2 separate regions of the Homo sapiens genome follow, and region 1 is linked to region 2. A link is an interaction called in ENCODE POLR2A ChIA-PET data of the cell type or tissue named here. Cell type or tissue: PC-3. All regions are shown on one strand. Each heading gives the region's core, and the rest is flanking DNA. Links, peaks and the distances in the headings are about the cores only. Region 1 overlaps TMEM45A (transmembrane protein 45A). Region 2 overlaps TBC1D23 (TBC1 domain family member 23).

Region 1 (10,133 bases), core at 1,075-9,074, 270 kb before region 2:
GAAACAACACACATTTATTATATTACCGTTCTATGGGTCAGATATTCAACACAGATCTCACTGGGCTATCAAGGTGTCAGCAAAGCTGCCCCTACATGCCTATCCCTAAAACCAAGGTGCCACCTAGGCTGCTGCTATGTCCCATTGAAGAGGCTGTAAGGGAGAATACATGTCTTTCCCTTTTCCAGCTCTTAGAAGCCACCTCCATTCCTTGGCTCATAGCCCCCCTCCTTCCATTTTCAAAACCAGTAATGTTCCATCTCTGACCACTTCCTAACCATGGATTCCTGTGACTCTGAATTTATCTGGTAAAGGTTCTAATTTTGAGAACTCATGTGATTAGACTGAGTCCACCAGAATAATCCAGGATAATCTCTTCACTGTATGTCATTAATTTAATCACATATGCAAAGTCCCTTTTGCCAAGTAAGGTAATATATTCACAAGTTCCAGGAATTAGGACATAGGCAGGTAGGAACACTGTTCTGCCTACCACAAAAACACTAAAGGGCTTACAGTCTGGCAGTTACCACAAAAACATGAAAGGGCTTACAGTCTGGCAGAACAAAGAAGACAGACACAGAAGTGACTGTGATTCCAAAAAGATAGGCTAAGATTTATAGTAGAGGAATAAAATGCTATACGTGTGCTGAGCCCCTTCATTTAATTCAAGGGAGGGACAGAGGCATATGACTGGATTTGGGAAGAACTTTAAAGGTCATCTGAGCTAGACCTTGAGCAATGAGTGGATTTCGAAAGGTAGAACAAAAAGGAGTCACCCTAGACATAAGGAAGAGCATAAATAAACTCACATTGGAAGGAACATGCAGGAGACATTGTAGTCACTGGGGTAGGAGATAATGAAAAATACAGCTAGAAACTATACACATATGAGAAGCTGGTGAGTGATACAAATGACAATATAAATTACCAATCCATGGAAAAATTATTAATGTTTTTAGAACTGAGTTTCTATTCATGGATAAAAATTTAACTAGATTCCCTACTCACATCAGATTCAAAAATAAATTCTAAGTGTATTAAAGACCTAGTTATGAAATTCCAACTTTAAAACTTTTTAGAAGAAAATATTTGAAGACATCCTTATGTCCTTGGGATAAGAAAAAAATTTTTAACAAGATACAAAAAGCAAAACAATGAAGAAAAAGACTGAGGAAGTTGACCACATCAAAACTTAAAACTTCTGTATACAAATGGCAAACATGAAAAGATGTTCGAGATCATTAGTCATTTGGGATATGCTAATTAAAATAATAAAAACCAATACACACTCACTAGAATGGCTAAATTTTAAAAGACTGACAATTCCAAGTGTTGGTATGGATGTGGACCAGCTAGAACTCTTATACACTGCAGGTGGAAACACAAATAGAACAGCCCCATGGGAAAGCAGCTTGTCACTTTTTATAACATTAAACATACACTTACCATTTGACCCAGCAATCCTCACTAGGTATTTACCCAAGAGAAATGAAAACGATGTCCACACAAAGACTTGTACATGGATCCTCATAGTAGCTTTATTTATAATAACCCAAACCTGGAAATAACCCATTGACATGTGAATGGATGAACAAACTATGATACATCTCCACAATAAAAAGGGACAAATTACTGATACATGCAAAAACCTGAATTAATCTCAAAAGCATTATGTTACATGAAACAAAACAGACACTAAAGGGTACTTACTGCATAGTTCCATTTATATGAAATTCTAATATAGAGAAAACTGTAGTGATAGAAAGCAGATCAGTGGTTGCCTCCAGGTAAAGGGAATAGAATTGACTGCAAAGGGCATTAGGGAACTTTTCAAGGTGATGGAAATATTCTATATATTGATCGTGACAATAATTAGACAACCATATACATTTGCCCAAACTCATCAAATTATACTCTTAAAAGATGTGAACTTTATTGCATGTAAATTACACTTCAGTAAAGCTGATTGAAAAGAAGGGAAGAAATATCACTTCTGCCCTTCCTTCTCTGGAAGGCTGGAACATGGTTATGATGGTTAATGCTTTGGCAATTATCCCAGATTATGCAGATAAGACTCACATCTAGGGGATAGGAGCAGTGCACCTAAAAGAGGCTTATTCCTGAAGACTGTGGATCCACCACTCCATCCCTGCATATCTTATTTTATGTGAGATGGAATCAAACTTTTATCATGTACAAAAGCAAAAAAAATAAATCTACCTTGTATAATAGCAAAAAAAAAAACCACTTAAAACTTCTATATGTCCAAATATTAGCTAATAGTTATTGACTGCTTTCTGTGTACCACTTTTCATTTATGTAAGTGCTCTTCATCTTAACTCCTTTAATCTTCAAAACAAACCTCTGAAATAGGTAATGCTATCGCCCCCATTTTACAGATGAAGAAACTGAAATACAGTTAGAGATTAACTAAAATATCCAAGGTTGTGCTGGTGATAAGTAACGGAACCGGGATTCATACCCATCCTTGGCCCTATGCCTCTCCCACAATGGTACCATAAATAAAGTTTTCAAATACATGACAGACAGAAAAAAATATTTGAAATAAACATAAATGACAAAGGATGAGTACTAGGGAATGTAATTTTTTAATTAGGAATCAATTTGAAAAAGAAAAACTGCTCCCCCAAGGGTAAAAAATAAGAATAGACAATTCAACACAAGGCAAAACACTAATTGTCCAATAATCACATGAAAAGATCCTTGATTCACTAAAAGCAAAGAAAACCAAATTAAAAACAGGTATTTTTCATCTATTTTATTGCAAAATTTAAAAAATCTATTATATCAAGTGTTGGTGAGGGCATGAGGAAACAAGAACACTCATACACTACTAAAAGTGCAAAATGGCATTACTATTACACTTTGCCAAGAATTTGGCAGTAGCTAGGACAGTTGAAAATGCACATATGACACAATCCAGCAATTCGATGTGTAGTGTGTACTCTCCCAAAATTCCTATACATGCTCTCTTGTATATGTCAAAAAAAGTTCATTACTGCAACTGGTTGTAGTAACATAAAGTTGGAAATAATCTGAACATCCATCAATAGAGAAATGAATAAATAATATGATGTAATATATATACAACAGAATATAATACTACCAGTAAAAGATTTTTGAATAAAAGAAGTATATCTATATTTACAAACAGGAATGAATTTTGAAACCATTAGGTTCAGTGAGAAATGCAAATTGCAAAACAGTGGTAAACTTTGATGCAATTTATGTACTGTTTTTATTTTTCCATTTTTATTTTAGTGGATATATGATTCAGTGGATACATGTGGAGCTTTGTTACCTGGGTATAGTGCATCATGCTGAGGTTTGGGGTATGAATGATTCCATCACCCATGTACTAAGCATAGTACCCAACAGTAAGTTTTTCAACTCTTGTCCCCTCCCTCCCTTCCTCCTCTAGTGGTCCCCAATGCCTATTATTGTCATCTGTATGCCCATGTATTACCAATGTTTAGCTCCCACTTATAAGTGACAACATGTGGTATTTGATTTATTGTACCTATGTTAATTCACCTAGGATAATGGGTCCAGCTGCAACCATGTTGCTGCAAAGAACATGATTTTCATTCCTTTTTATGGTTGCATAGTATTCCATGATGTAAATGTACCACAAATTCTTTATCCAATCCAGTGAGCACCTCACTTGGTTCCATGTTTTTGCTATTGTGAATGGTGCTGTGATGAATGTGTGAGTGCATGTGTCTTTTTGGAGATGTTTGTTGACTGAATAGTTCGTGAAAATTTGCTCCCATTCTGTGGGTTGCCTGTTTACTCTGCTGATAGTTTATTTTGCTCTGCAGAAGATCTTTAGTTTAATTAGGTTCCACTTATTGATTTTTGTTTTTGTTGCAATTTCTTTTGGGTACTTAGTCATAAATCCTTTCCCAAAGCCAACATCCAGAATGGTGTTTCCTAGGTTTTCTTCTACGATCCTTCTAGTATTCATATGTCTATGAAATCATAGATGACATAAACAAATGGAAAAACATTCCACGTTCATAGATTGGAAGAATCAATATCATTAAAATGGCCATACTTCCCAAAGCAATCTACAGATTCAATGCTATTCCTATCAAGCTACCAAGGTCATTTTTTACAGAATTAGCAAATAATATTCTGAAATTCATATGGAATCAAAAAAGAACCCAAATAGCCAAAGCAATCCTAAGCAAAAAGAACAAAGCCAGAGACATCACATTATCTGACCAACTTCAAACTTTACTATAAGACTACAGTAACCAAAACAGCATATGCTAGTATAAAAACAGACACATAGACCGATGGAACAAAATAGAGAACACAGAAATAAAACATGCATGTACAGTCATCTAATCTTTGACAAAGTCAACAAAAATAAGCTAAGGGGAAAGGACTTAAAAGGGGAAAGGACTCCCAATTCAACAAAGGTGCTGGGATAGCTGGCTAGCCATATGCAGAAGAATGAACCTTGACCCCTAGCTTTCACTACATACAAAAATTAACTCCACTTTGGGAGGCCTAGGTGGGCAGACTGCTCGAGCCCAGGAGTTCAAGACCAGCCTAGGCAACATGGCAAAACCCTGTCTCTACTAAAAATATAAAAAGTTAGCTGGGCATGGTGGCACTTGCCTATAGTACCAGCTACACAGGAAGCTGAAGTGGGAGGATCACCTCATCCCAGGAAGGTGAGGCGGCAGTGAGTCATGATCGTGCCATCAAACTCCAGCCTGGGTGACAGGAGTGAGACCCTGTCTCAGAAAAAAAAAAAAAAAAAAAAGGAAAGAAAAGAAAAGAAAAAGAAAACAATTGACTCAAGATGGATTAAAGATTTAAATGTAAGACCTTAAACTATAAGAATCCTAGAAGAAAGCCTATGAAGCACCATTCTGGACATTGGCCTTCATAAAGGATTTTTGACTAAGTCCCCAAAAACAATTGCGACAAAAACAAAAATCAACAAGTGGGACCTAATTAAACTAAAGATCTTCTGCAGAGCAAAATAAACCACCAACAGAGTAAACAGGCAACCTATAGAATGGGAGCGAATTTTCACAAACTATTCAGTCAACAAAGGTCTAACACCCAGAATCTACAAGGAACTTAAACAATCGAATGAGCAAAAAACAAATAACCCCATTAAAAAGTGGGCAAAAGACATGAACAGACACTTCTCAAAAGAAGACATACAAGTGGCCAACAGACATATGAAAAAATGTTCCACATCACTAATCATCAGAGATATCCAAATCAAAACCATAATGAGATACCATCTCATACCAGTCAGAGGGACTATTATTAAAGTCAAATAAACAACAGATGCTGGCAAGGCTTTGTAGAAAAGGGAACACTTGTACACTGCTGGTGGGAATGTAAATTAGTTCAGTTCCTGTGGAAAGCATTTGGAGATTTCCCAAAGAACTTAGAACTAACATTTGACCCAGCAATTCCATTACTGGGTATATACCCAAAAGAAAATAAATTGTTCTCCAAAAAGACATATGGAAGGATATATTTGTGCATCGTTGACAATTGTGAATAAAGCTGCTATTCATATTTATGTGCAGGTTTTTGTATGGACATTAGTTATCAATTCATTTGAATAAATACTAGGAGCACAATTCTGAATTGTATGGTGCTCCTAGATAATTGTATGTTATCTTTGTAAGACACTGCCAAACTGTCTTCCAAACTAGCTGTACCATGTTGCATTCCGACTAGCAATGAATGAGAGTTCTTGTTTCTCCGCATTCTCATCAACATTTTGTGGTGTCAGTATTTTGGATTTTAGCGTTCCTGATAGGTGTATAGTAGTATCTCACTGTTGTTTTAATTTGCAATTCCCTGATGACATATGATGATGGGCATCTTTTAATATGCTCATTTGCTATCTGTATGCCTTCTTTGATAAGAAGTCTGTTCAGATCACTTTTTAATTGAGTTGTTTTCATGTCATTGGGTTTCAAGAGCCATTTATATTGTTTAGATATGTGTCTTTTATCAGATTTATGTTTTGCAAACATTTTCCCCAGTCTGTGGTTTGTCTTTTCATTCTCTTGATGGTGTCTTTCACCATTAATATTCAAACAATGAATCTAGACATAGACCTTTCTTTTTCCATAAAAATTAACTCAAAATGGTGAAAGACACCATTAAGAGAATGAAAAAACAGAAGTTTTAAATTTTAATGAAATCTAACTTTTATATTTTTTCTTTCATGGATTGTCCTCTTGATATATTATTTTAAAACCCTTTTCCACACCCAAGAGCAACTAGATTTTCCTCTGTTATCTTTTAGAAGTTTTACACTTTTGCATTTTACATTTAGGTATATAATCCATTTTGAGTTAATGTTTATGAAAAAGGTAAGGTCTATGTCTGGATTCATTTTTCTGCATGTAGATTTGGTGGTTAATTTTATGTGTCAATTTGACTGGGCTAAGAAATGCACAGGCAGCAGGTAAAACATGATTTCTGAGTGTGTCTGAGAGGGCATTTCCAGAAGAGATTGGCATTTGAATTGGTAGACTAAGTAAAGAAGATTGCCTGGGTGGGCATCATTCAATCCATGGAGGGCGTGAATAGAACAAAAAGGTAGAATAAGGGTGAATTCACTGTCTCTTCTTGAGCTGAGGCATCCGTCTTCTCCTGCCCTTGGACATAGGAGCTCCTGGTCCTCAGGGCTTTGGACACTGAGGCTTATACCAGCAGGCCTTCCAGTTATCAGGCCTTCAGACTTAGGCCTCCATAATTGTGTGAGTCCATTCCCATAATGGTTCCCCACATATACGTATACGTATACGTATACGTATACATATACATATACATATACATATACATATACATATACATATACATATACATATACATATCCTATTGGGTTCTGTTTCTCTGGAGAACCCTAATACTGTGGGCATACAGTTGTTCAGCTCCATCTGTTAAAAAGACTTATTTTTTCACTACTGAATTGCCTTTGCCCCTTTGTCAAAGATCAGCTGACTGTATTATGTGGGTAAATTTCTGGGCTATCTATTCTCTTCTATTCACCTATGTGTCTGTTCTTTCACCAACACCATACTTTCTTGATCACTGAAGCTTTAAAATAAGTTTTGAAGTCAGGTAGTATCAGTACTACGATTCTGTTCTTCTCTTTCAATATCATGTTGGCGTATTCTGGGTCCTTTGTCTGTCCATATAAACTTTAGAATCAGTTTAATATCCACAAAGTAACTTGCTGGGATTTTGACTGGGATTGCATTGAATCTATAGATCAGTTGGGAAGAAATGACATCTTAACAATATTGAGCCTTCCTGTTCATAAACAGAATAGAATATTTCTCCATTTATTTAGATCTTTGATTTTTTGCATAAGAGGTTTATGGTTTTCCTCATATAGATCTTATATATATTTTATTAAATTTATATCTAAATCTTTTCCTTTTCGGTGCTAATGTAAATGATGTTGTATTTTTAATTTTGAATTCCAGTTGTTCATTGTTGGTATATAGGAAAGCATTTGACTTTTATATTTTTTTAATTTTATATCTTTTTGTTAACTTTTATATATTAATCTTGTCACCTAAAACATTGCTAAAAATCACTTAGTTCCAGGAAGGGTTTTGCTGCTATTGTTGATTGTTTGGGATTTTCTACATGAACAATTATGCCATCTGTGAACAAAGAGAGTTTTCTTTCTTCCTTCCCAGTCTGTATACTTTTTATTCCCTTTTATCATATTACTGCATTAGCTAAGACATCCAGTAGGATGTGGCATAGGAGTGATGACACGGGACATTTTGTGTTGTTCCCAGTCTTAAGGGGAAAACACCTAGTTTCTCACCACTAAAGTATGATGTTGGCTGTAGGTTTTGTGTAGATATTCTGTATCAAGTTGAGAAAGTTCTCTATTCCTAGTTTGCTGCTTTCTGTTTGTTTTGTTTTGTGTTTAACTTATCTTTTAAAAAAGAAAGACCTAGGAAAGGTTTAGAGCCAAATAATAGAAGACCCTGAATGCCAGTTTTAGAAATTTAAACTTTATCCTATGAACAATAAGAAGCAATAGAATATTTTTGAGCAAAGATGGGATATGATAGGGATATACATCTCTCTGCCTCTGAGAGCCCTTAAACCATCCCATAATACAAGAATCTAGTTTCTATTTGAAGACATCCAGAAAGGTAAATTCCTCCAAGTGCTTTAATAACCCATTCTGATGACAAACAAATCTCACTCTCTATTGACCTTTCCTTATAGCAATCTTGAATCCCTTATAGGTCCCAGGAAAGATGCAGAACATTCTTCAGTGTTGATGAACTGCTTCAAAGGCAGGACTCCCAAACCCGGTATTACTCTACTGGCTCCCAACCCAGACGAGAAAGCTGTTTCTCAGTTTCTCTTTGGTTCAGCGCAGTCACAGGCACCCAGTGGGCCTGACAAGTTTACAAAACAATGTACAGTCAAAATGCAGTGACCACACCTGAATCAGCAGGGCTGACACATTCACTTGCATCACAGCTTCTAAAGGAGAGAGTTGCTATTGTCAAGAGCTCTGTGACAATGACACCTGTGTGAACGTTTGGCTATCTCCTGGGCCAATCTACAGAGAATGCCCTGTGGCCCTGTTCTTATGGCCTCGCCTTCTTTGCCTCTTCTTTACTCCTCTTCCTGTCATCCTGCTCTTCTCTCTCCTTTCTGTCTTCTGCCCAACACAACCAATTCTCAGGAGGACACTGGAGCGTATTTTGGGTTCTGAGCAAATTCTCTACAAGAGCACAGGGACCACCTTGGGAAGGAAAGCCACTCCTAGATAGGATTCCAAAATGGCTTTGTTTGGATTTCCTTGTGTGCGGAAGGTGGAAGACAAGGGCAATCAATGGAGGCCCAGAGAGCAAAAACAAGGAAATGATTTGCCAACTGAGGCTAATAGATCTCTGAGTTCCCAAAGCTCACAGGTGTACAAACTATACCAGCATCCGGTTCTCCCCACCCCTCAGCTCCCTGTTGCCCACTAGAAGACGTCTTTCCCCCAGAGGTTACACCATGAAATTCAATCTAACCTCATTTTCCTTTAAAAACCTATTCTGGCCAGGCATGGTGGCTCATGCCTGTAATCCCAGCACTTTGGGAGGCCAAGCTGGACGGATCACCGGAGGTCAGGAGTTTGAGACCAACCTAGCCAACATGGTGAAACCCCGTCTCTACTAAAAATACAAAAATTAGCCAGGCATGGTTGTGGGGTGCCCGTAATCCCAGCTACTCAGGAGGCTGAGGCAGTAGAATCACTTGAACCTGGGAGGCGGAAGTTGTAGTGAGCCGAGATCGTGCCATTGCACTCCGGCCTGGGCGACAACAGCAAAACTCCATCTCAAAAAAAATCCCCACTTCCTCCTTCCCCCTACTGCCAAAATACAAACAAATATGATTGAATCTAGGCCTTTCACCTTGGGACAGGCTGGGGTGTGGGGCCAGGGTTTGGGCCTCTGGTTTTTCCCTCTATTATCAGCCCAACCATCTATCCAGTGGAACTGCATCGAAAGGGACAATGTGAGACATCAGAGAAAGGAGACCATTTTTAACCTGAGGAAGACTGTCATGCCCTGAGCAAAGCTGTTGGTGAATTTCTGGCTTTGTTGAGAGGAAATTCAGTTTTTTTAAGAATAAGTGCCTCTAAGGTTCTTCAGAGGTACGTGTGAGAATAAGCAGTGCTCCTGCCTGTCTGCTTATTTATTCATTTCTTAATTCCTCCATGGATCCATTCATGCTTTCAACAAATATTTATTAAACAACTATGATATGCCAGTTATAGTTCTAGCCATTGCGGACAGGACATAGACAAGGTCTTTGTTCTCATGGAACTTATCTTTTAGTGTAGGAAGACAGATAAGAAACAAGAATTCTAGGACATTTAAACTCAAATTGTGGCACTCACACCAGCAGTGGCTACACCAAGTGGGAGCTGGTTGGAAATACAGACTCTCATGGGCCACCTAGACCTATCAAATCAGAATCTTTTTTAACCAGATCCCCAAGTGACTCATATGCACATTAAAGTTTGAGCAACACTGATCCAGGATGGAATTTCTCAACAATGGCACTATTGACATCTAAGATCA
Region 2 (10,133 bases), core at 865-8,864:
TGAATATACCATATTTTACTTATCCATCCATTACATAATGGGCTTTTGAGTTGTTTCAACTTTTTGGTTATTATAATTACCTTAATTTTGAACACAAGTATCAGTAGTTCAACTGGTTAAGTGTATGATACATATATATTATTTGTTCATTAATTATTTATTCTTCAAGAGGTCTGAAAGAATTTAAAGATCAAGTCTATTAAAACCTCACTCAAAAACTAAACCCAAACCAGGCCAGGGGCAGTAGCTTATACCTGTAATCCCAGCACTTCTGGTTGGATGGCTTGAGCCCAGGAGTTTGAGACCAGCCTGGGCAACATGGAAAAAACCCATTTCCACAAAAAGTACAAAAATTAGCAAGTTGTAGTGGTATGCAGCTGTAGTCCCAGCTACTCAACAGGCTGAGGCAGGAGGATCAATTGAGCTCAGGAGGCAGAGGCTGCAGTAAGGCCAAGATCATACCACTGCACTCCAGCCTGGGCTACAGAACGAGACCCTGTCTCAAAAAACAGGCTACAGAACAAGACCTTGTCTCAAAAAGCAAACAAACAAAAAAAAAACACAAAATAATAAAACCAAACCAAAGAACCTGTCACACTCATGAGGATGACTACTACTTTCAAAAAACATAGGTTGACAAAGATGTGAACCCTTGTGTACAGTTAGTGGAAATGCAAAATGACGCAGCCACTATGGAAAACGGTATGACAGTTCCACAAAGAATTAAAAATACATGTCTCATACAATTCAGCAATTCCATATCCTGAAATGTCTGAAAGAATTGAAGGCAGAGTCTGAAAGAGACTTTTGTATACACATGTTCACAGCAGCATTATCCACAGTAGCCCAAAGGTGAATGCAACCCAAGTGTCCGTTCACTGAGGGATGAATGAATAAACAAAAAGGGGGGGGGTGTGTACTGTATGCATAGATATATGTAATTAATAAACAAATATTATATATTTATCATATTATATATGTTTATTAATTTATATATGTAATTAATAAGTTAATTACATATTATAGAATATATATTATATATAATATATAATGGACTATTATACAGCCTAAAAAGGGAGGAAATTCTGACACATGCTACGACATAGATGAACCTTGACAACATTACGGTAAGTGAAATAAATCCGTCCCAAAAAGACAAATACTATACAATGCCACTTATGTGAGGTACCTAGAGTAGTAAATTTAGAGAGCGGTTACCAGGGCAGAGGGAGGGGAGAATGAGGAGCTCTTTAACAGATACAAAGTTTCAGTTCTGCAAGATGAAAAGCATTCTAGAGATTATATGCACAACAATGTAAATGTACTCAATACTAATGTACACTGAAAAATGGTCAAGATGGTAAACTTTTTACATTATGTATATTTTACCACAATTTAAAAAAATCAACTCTATTTAACGTATTATAAAAATTCATAAATTTGAGCTTTAGTGTCAGACCTGGGTTTCAATTTTGGCCCTTCAACAGCCATGTGACCTTACAAAAGGAAAAAGCACCACAATGCTTATCTTATAGGGTCAGTTAATGCTTAAATAAGTTTCTGAACACAAAAAATTCAGGGCAATGCTTGGCTACATAATTCCTTAATAAACAGAATCCATGAATACTATTTCTTTTGTTATTGTTACTGAACAACAGCTTACTTTCTTAAAATGAATTTTTAATCATAATCATTTTAAAGAATTTTGCCAATGCATTAAAAAAATTAAAAACCAACCACAATTCCATTACCATGAGATAATCACTTTTTGTGAATCACTTTTCAGTTTCTCATGTGTGTATTTATAGACATATATATAGACATATATTTACATATAGACATCTATATTTATAATAAACTCAATCATACTGAAAATACAATTTTGAATAGTATTCCCTGGGTTTTATTATGGGGTTTTCATAGTTTTTAGGCTTCCATCTTGAGTTGATTTTTGTATATAGTGTAAAGAAGGGATCCAGTTTCAATTTTCTGCATATGGCTATCCAGTTATCCCAGCACCATTTATTAGATAGGGAATCCTTTCCCCATTACTTATGTCAGGTTTATTGAAGATCAGACAGTTGTAGGTGTGCAGTCTTATTTCTGGGTCCTCTGTTCTGTTCCACTGGTCTATGTGTCTGTTCTTGTACCAGTATCCTGCTGTTTTGGTTACTTTAGCCCTGTAGTGTAGTTTGAAGTCAGGTAGCGTGATGCCTTCAGTTTTGTTCTTTTTGCTTAGGATTGCCTAGGCTATTTGGGCTCTTTTTTGGTTCCATACGAATTTTAAAATAGTTTTCTCTAGTTTTGTGAAGAATGTCAATGGTAGTGTAACGAGAATAGCACTGAATCTACAAATTGCTTTTGTGGGGAAAAGAAAGAGAGATCAGATTGTTACTGTGTCTGTGTAGAAAGAAGTAGACATAGGAGACTCCATTTTGTTCTGTACTAAGAAAAATTCTTCTGCCTTGAGATGCTGTTAATCTATAACCTTACCCCCAAGACATGTGCTGTGTCAACTCAGGGTTAAATGGATTAAGGGCTGTGCAAGATGTGCTTTGTTAAACAGATGCTTGAAGGCAGCATGCTCGTTAACAGTCATCACCACTCCCTAATCTCAAGTACCCAGGGACACAAACACTGCGGAAGGCTGCAGGGACCTCTGCCTAGGAAAGCCAGGTATTGTCCAAGGTTTCTCCCCATGTGATAGTCTGAAATATGGCCTCGTGGGCAGGGAAAGACCTGACCGTCCCCTAGCCCGACACCCGTAAAGGGTCTGTGCTGAGGAGGATTAGTACAAGAGGAAGGCATGCCTCTTTGCAGTTGAGACAAGAGGAAGGCATCTGTCTCCTGCCCGTCCCTGGGCAATGGAATGTCTCGGTATAAAACCGATTGTATGTTCCATCTACTGAGATAGGGGAAAACCGCCTTAGGGCTGGAGGTGGGACATGTGGGCAACAATACTGCTCTGTAAGGCATTGAGATGTTTATGTGTATGCATATCTAAAGCACAGCACTTAATTCTTTACCTTGTCTATGATGCAGAGACCTTTGTTCACGTGTTTATCTGCTGACCTTCTCTCCACTATTATCCTATGACCCTGCCACATCCCCCTCTCTGAGAAACACCCAAAAATGATCAATAAATACTAAGGGAACTCAGAGGCTGGCGGGATCCTCCATATGCTGAACGCTGGTTCCCTGGGTCCCCTTATTTTTTTCTCTATACTTTGTCTCTGTGTCTTTTTCTTTTCCAAGTCTCTCGTTCCACCTAACGAGAAACACCCACAGGTGTGGAGGGGCAACCCACCCCTTCAGCTTTGGGCAGTATGGCCATTTTAACAATATTAATTCTTCCTATCCATGAGGATGGAATGTTTTTCCATTTGTTTGTGTCATCTCTGGAGGCCATTATCACTAGCAAACTAAAGGAGGAACAGAAAACGAAATACTGCATGTTCTCAAACATATTACTTCTCTAGCGTATTAAGTAACTGCTACTTAAGAAAGGATACTTTACAGAATCATTAAGTAGGAAACAATGTGGCACATGTACTACTTTATCTGTCTCATTTTAGTTCTCCAATACTGAATATTGGAAGGATAAACAGGCGAAACAAGTTCAACTTATAGCTGACAACAAACTGTATTTTAAAGGTTTACAGTATGATAAACTTGGAAGTAACTTAAAAGATATAAAAACATGTGGCTCAATTTTTGAGTGGAGAAAATAATTAATTTGAGGGAGTAAGTATCCTCCCCATACTCCCTGTGGATGGAGACAAAGGTAAGGGATGGAAGGGTGGCATGGATTCGTTAGAAAAGCCTTCATGTGGCTTCACTTTATGTCCTCTGTCTTGATTCCATGGCCCAAAACTTAAAGCACATTCTTGACAACACCCTTGACTTCTTCACTCCTTGCTCTTTCTGTCACATTCAGAAAGCTGCAAATTCCCAACATTAGGTTAATCTAACCAGTCTGCCTTCTCTGTTCCTATACTCTACTCAATGTGGGCTTCTTGGGAAAATAAGACAACTCTATGATGCTATCATATAACAATAGTGCCTGAAAATCTCCTATTCAGCACTTACTTCAGACTCCTTACCCAGCCACTTTACCTCAGGTGACTTTACTTATGACTCCAGAGAGAATATATAGGCCAGCAGGCTTCTCTTCCCTTTGATCTCAGCCCCCTCCAAAAACAAACAAACATAAGCAACTTATTATTCCAGTCATTTTCTTCTTTCCTGTATCCACAGGAGACTTACGTATCTCTTCTCTAGCCTAAGACTGGTAACTTCACCTGACTCTTATCTCCACCCACTCCCCACGATCTTTCAGAAGCCATGTGCCATCCATTATCCCTTCTCTCCTATTTTCCACTTCTTTCTCTACTGGCTCTTTCTTCTGAGAAAACATGCTCAAAAATTGCCATTAGAAACAGCAATGTCCACCACAAAAACGTCTCCACGTTCTCCCTTTCCATCCAGCTACCAAACTTTTGGTTGTTCCTTTCACAAAGAATTCTTGACAATATATGTAACAACTTTTCCCTCATCTTAAATCTATCTCTTCCCTCTCTTGCCAACCCACTTCCATTTCTCATCCCTCTTTGATCCTCACCACTCCATAGGGACCACTCTCTGTATCATCTCCACCCCCTTTCTTAACCAAATCTAAAACACTTAAGATATTAATAGAATGTTTTCTGGGTTGGAAAAAAAATGTTTTAAATTCATGAAGCCTCTCAGTCTATCAACTAAGCTAAGTCAGCTTCACTAATCTTCAAAATTCTTAAAATTGAATCCTTTTCTGTAATTATAAAAATAATGAAGACTAGCAGTTTTTAAAGGACCAAGTAGGGTCTATAATGTATGTAATCACTCTACACTTAAATGCAGAGTATAGAGAAATTACAAAGAAAATCCAATTACCACATTAAAAAAAATTAATATTGTGTCTTAAAGTGGCCAAAGTCTAAGATTTATTATTGTTTTCTTAAAATAAAAATACAAAAGCTACACTACTGGGAAATCAATAAAAGCCCAAAGCCTGACATGATGTTAAAAAATAACATCTTAAATATGTTATTTCTATTGCATATGATATTATTCAAACCTGTGAGTCTGCTAACAGTATTAAACAGAGCCAAGAGAAAACAAATGAACTCAGAAACCTTCACTGAAAGTACTTCTAGCATTCAAAAATATAACCTGTGATTATCTCCTTTCCTTTAAAATTTTCACATTTACTTACTTAAAGGGTCCTATATATAAATATAACCTACTCCCCATCAAAAAGTCATCTCTCTCCTTCCTTTTACAGTTCAACTTCCTTGAAAACAGTAGTCTCCACTCACCTAAACTTACTCTCTCATTCACCCAAAACCTCTATCACTCTACTAAAGGTGCTCTCAGAAGTCATTAGTCATCTTTCTCAGCTCTCGTCCCCTTTACATACACTGCAAAGTTTGACTGTCTTCTTAAAACACTCTCATTTAGATTTTCCTCTGCTTTCCTAACCCATATACTGAATTATTTCCTTCCCTGACATAAGTATTCTTTTATTCAAACCTTCAACACGTATGTATTGAGCACCTACTACAGGCTACTCACTGTGTGAGGCACAGGGGATGCAGTACAGAAAAAAAAAGTCAATGCTCTTATGTAGCTTACATGCCAGATGGCTATTCCAAGGTTCTAGTCCAAGTCCTATCATCTAAATCCTGTTGAACAGAGGTGGGAGCGGCTCTGAAGTGCAATTTATTCATATTTGTTTAGAATGTAAATCACTGTAAGCTCAGATTAAACCATGACAGCCCAGCTTGTCCATGTACATATCCTAATCAGGTATAAGCCTCTGACCAATTACTTAAAACTCTAAAGTGAATACCTAATTAGTCATAAGCACTAGCAAATTGTGGAACAGTGAGTAAGCAGTGGCAAGCTGCATGTATTGAATTGTGGTTTCATGGCTTAATTTGTGCCACCACATTTCTGGGGGTTTCTTAATGCCCAGGGAATGAGACATCAGCACCAAAGCTTTGTCTGAACTTATTTTGCTACTATTGTTAGGACGCTGGTTACAAAGTACTACCATAACAAAACTCCTTAATTAGTTCTTGAATATTCTGTATGACATTTGGTAGAAATGAAAAGAGAAAACTTTGCTACAGATTCACTTGTACAGTAGATATGCATGGAGCTCAAGGACCACAGTATGTCTTGTGCAACTTATTTTTAAATACCAACCTCAAACCATCAAAACTTTCCAAGTATTTCAATAGTATGATAGCACATTCAGAAAAGACCTTGACAACTTAAAGTCTTGTGAGAACAATTTGATACAATTTGATAATTGTGAAGTTATCTAGATTTGTGTCAGAATCAGACATGCTTGTTACAAGCATTTTAACAAGTTACAAATTTATATGCCAAGGGGAAAAACACCCATTCACCAGCTTTAAACAATTTGTAAAATTTTGCATTAGGACCAGATCCACAAAAACAGCTTTGGGAGATTCCCTTATGAATAATGTAATCTCTAGAATTTGTGTTTTAATCAGGATCTTGAGCCAAGTAAAGACGGTGCTAAATCTAGTCCTCTTGGCTTCACAAGGCAAATTTAATAGCTACAGTATTTCATCATTGTATGCAATAGGCAAAAGGGCTAGAGATCACAGAAATGTTATTCTATAAGCTACTAAAATTAACTACAAATGGAACAGGTGTTTTAAATCTTAGATTTATTTTTGATCCACAATCCATGAAGATCAAATTACACCAATGGTACCAACGGTGCCCTTTTCTCTGCTAAGAAAAAAACTCAGTTGTTGCCTAAGTAAAAAATAAAAAGATACACAAAAAACGTTTCTCATAACTATATGTGTAATGTTGCAATGCATTTGCTATAAGATTTTGACTACAAAATTGGAAATTTCTCTAATGAGCAGTCAACTTCAGCGAGCACTCTAAATCCTTTCTTCTTTCATGTTTTCTTAAAATAAAAATCCTCAACACTGTTCCCTTCTATACATATGAGGTGACTTTTCAGTATTTTTAAGGCACAAAGAAATGCATCCTTGTTTTTCCACCCCACTAATGCAGTTTATTTGGAAACTAAAAACAGAGTGTAACTTTTGCCTAAGATAGAGAATGGCACGAAAACAGCAAAGAGAGAGAGATATTACCTATGTCAATTACAAATTTCCACTTTATCCAAAGTGTAATGATAAAAGAAACATTACCAACATTCCTTGTCTTGAAACTATCATTTCAGAAACATAGTTGTTATAAAGAAACAACTACAGCAAATGAAGTGACAACACTTTGCAACATTTGGACAATTCTCAAGGGTACTATGCCAATGGGGATCATAGTTTGGCAAAGAAATACATATTGGGTTTTTTTTTAAGCTGGATTCCAACCATCAAGGAACATTTTTTTTGATAAAAGGATTTCATTGAATTTCATGCTGATGGTTAATCTAAATGGAATTCACAAAATAAAGGATTTCTAGTATTCAAATTGCACATATATATGAGATGAATAAATCTTTTGCATCACAAAGTGATGCACAGAGGCTTCAAAATAAAGGTTAGAAACTGTTTAAAGGAAAAATAACCCATGGACATCATTATTATTATTATTAGAGACAGAGTCTCACTCTGTCACCAGGCTTGGTGTGCACAGCTCACTGCAGCCTCGATTCATCCCGTTAAAGCAATCCTTCTGCCTCAACCTCCCAAGTAGCTGGGACTACAGGTTTGTGCCACCAAGTCTGGCTAATTTTTTTTATTTTTAGTAAAGACGAGGCCTCACTATGTTGCCCAGGATGGTCTCGAACTCCTGAGCTCAAGCAATCCTCCCACCTTGGCCTCCCCAAGTGATGGGATTATAGGCATGAGCCATCATGCCCAATGCATAACTTTGCTTTCTCATAGAGCTGTTTTAAGATCCAAATGAGATGTTATTAATATATATAAGCATTATATATAAAGAGTAACGCTCTATGCAAATGTACAGTATTTTCTTATATAGGTGGAGCATCCCAAATCCAAGAATCCCAACTCCGAAATGCTCCAAAATCTGAAACTCTTGAGCACCAACATGATACTCACAGGAATGCTCATTGGAGCATTATGGATTTCAGATTTTTGATTAGGGATGCTCAACCGGTTAAGTATAATGCAAGTATTCCAAAGAGATATTCAACCTGTATATCTCCTTGCTGAAATTATTAAATACCACCATAACAACTAGTTTAATGTAACAACTACTTTAAAATAAAAAAGAAGCAAACACTACAAGATTTCCACCCAACTATCAAATGCTATGTCAGCTAAAGGATAAGAAAAAACTCCTTTAAGCATCAAGAAAAAAGATGAAGACTTGCAACAAATGACTTTATTAGTCATCATTTTCTTAACTCAGGTTAAAAAGTTACGCAGACCCTTGAAACAAACAGACATTAAATTTCAGAAAATAGGTTTAAGTGGCTCTTAAATTCTTTATTTCTACAAGAAAGAATTTGATTTTATGAGCTTAATGGAAGGTACTTACCTGCTTTCCATCTGTAATTCTCAATATTTAACTCATTTCAAGCCCTGCCCCTTTTCAAACTGTTTAATCCTATTATTTTCTGTTAGAGCCTGTAATTTCCAAAACACCAGCATTTAGATATCTTCAGAAGCTATTTTCACACAGTATTCCTAGAGATAAAATGATGAAAAAAATCAAAGTATCCCAGGAAGGCACCACAATGCACATTCCTGATTGTAAAACTGTTTCAAATTTTTTTCTAAAACCTTACACAGCAGCTTGAATATAACCACTATTCAGTGAATGTTTGCTGAACTGAGAATGTTTTTGCTAAACTCTATTTTGCTTTTTGACACATGAGAGAAGGCACTGTCTTTATACCAAAAAGAATCCACATTTCAGCACTGTGCATCAGAAATGCTTTGTCAAGCATATTTTCTCAATTCTCTCCAGAAGACTCCTACTTAAAAGTTGGCTGCATATTACAGTATATTTAACTGGGTGCTCTGAATTGCTCACTATACTTACAGAGGGAATGCACTTGTCGCCTCTCTGCAGTGATTACACAGAGATAAAAATGAATTAATTGAAATACATTTATTTAGCATGCAAAAACCAATTACTAACTCAAATTATGGATATTAAAACATCCACAGGAAACAAAATCCTAGAAGTGAATTATTACCTAAGAATTACCTTTAGGCTGGGTGCAGTGGCTCATGCCTGTAGTCCCAACACTGTGGTAGGGTGAGGAGGGTGGATCACCTGAGGTCAGGGGTTTGAGACCGGCCTGGCCAACATGGTGAAACCCCATCTCTACTAAAAATACAAAAATTAGCCGGGCATGGTGGCACATGCCTGTAATCTTAGCTCCTTGAGAGACTGAGGCAGGAGAATCCCTTGGACCCAGGAGGCGGAGGATGCAGTGAACCAAGATCGCACACTGCACTCCAGCCTGGGTGACAGAATGAGACTCCGTCTCAAAAAAAAAAAAATTACCTTTAAAAACTCTAAAATCTAAATTATAATTAAAGACTTTAATGTAAACAGTATAAAATAAGTCTTTTTCATTTCTTATCTTTGCCTGCCCTCTAATTATAGTTTACAAAATCAAATAACTGTCACATCATAACCCCAATTCAAAAAATGAAGTTCATTTTCTCATTTCTTCTAAAAGTAGTATCCAGCCTTCCCAGTTCCACAAGTAGACAATGTCCTTCTTAGACAAACAGTTCCTTTTTCTTTTACATTTAATATATTTCTTTATTGATTATATCATATCTGAAATTTCAATCACTTAGTTCTTAAAAGACATTTTAAGTTTTTTCTCATATTTCAATGCTTATTAAATGGGGAACACTGATAGTACTATTTACAGAGTGCAGAAAACTTTGAAAAATATTATTCTCAAACAATTCCTACTCACATCTCAGATTAACAACAATAGAAGATTCTTTGTGGAATTAATATTTTTACAATTTTAAGAAAAGTTTAGCAATAACTTAAGAAAGGTTTAGCAATAAAAAACCCTAATTAAAAGTTGAATATTAAGTAACATTTTTTAATTAAACAAACTCCCAATTTCAACAGTTATA

What was found. ChIA-PET counts read pairs that join two places held together with the same protein. Peaks named below come from ENCODE experiments on the same cell type or tissue, not always from the same donor. Only the 100,000 strongest peaks of a DNase experiment are listed, where the experiment ranks them.
Region 1: POLR2A ChIA-PET joins it to region 2 with 13 read pairs; 3 of 35 experiments call an interaction of 5 or more read pairs at or near these places.

What each region holds. Positions count from the first base shown.
Region 1 is chr3:100,536,193-100,546,325 of GRCh38, reverse strand. All of the region lies in intron 1 of TMEM45A (transmembrane protein 45A), which reads right to left. Among named protein-coding and RNA genes, the nearest start is that of TMEM45A, 49 kb to the right of the region's middle. In PC-3, for the core only: no CTCF peak of the experiment used is centred there; DNase peaks (open chromatin) are centred at 4,705 and 8,485; H3K27ac peaks cover 2,288 bases.
Region 2 is chr3:100,265,675-100,275,807 of GRCh38, reverse strand. The region is part of intron 1 of TBC1D23 (TBC1 domain family member 23); the gene reads right to left. Among named protein-coding and RNA genes, the nearest start is that of TBC1D23, 9.7 kb to the right of the region's middle. In PC-3, for the core only: no CTCF peak of the experiment used is centred there; a DNase peak (open chromatin) is centred at 5,817; H3K4me3 peaks cover 1,271 bases; H3K27ac peaks cover 1,578 bases.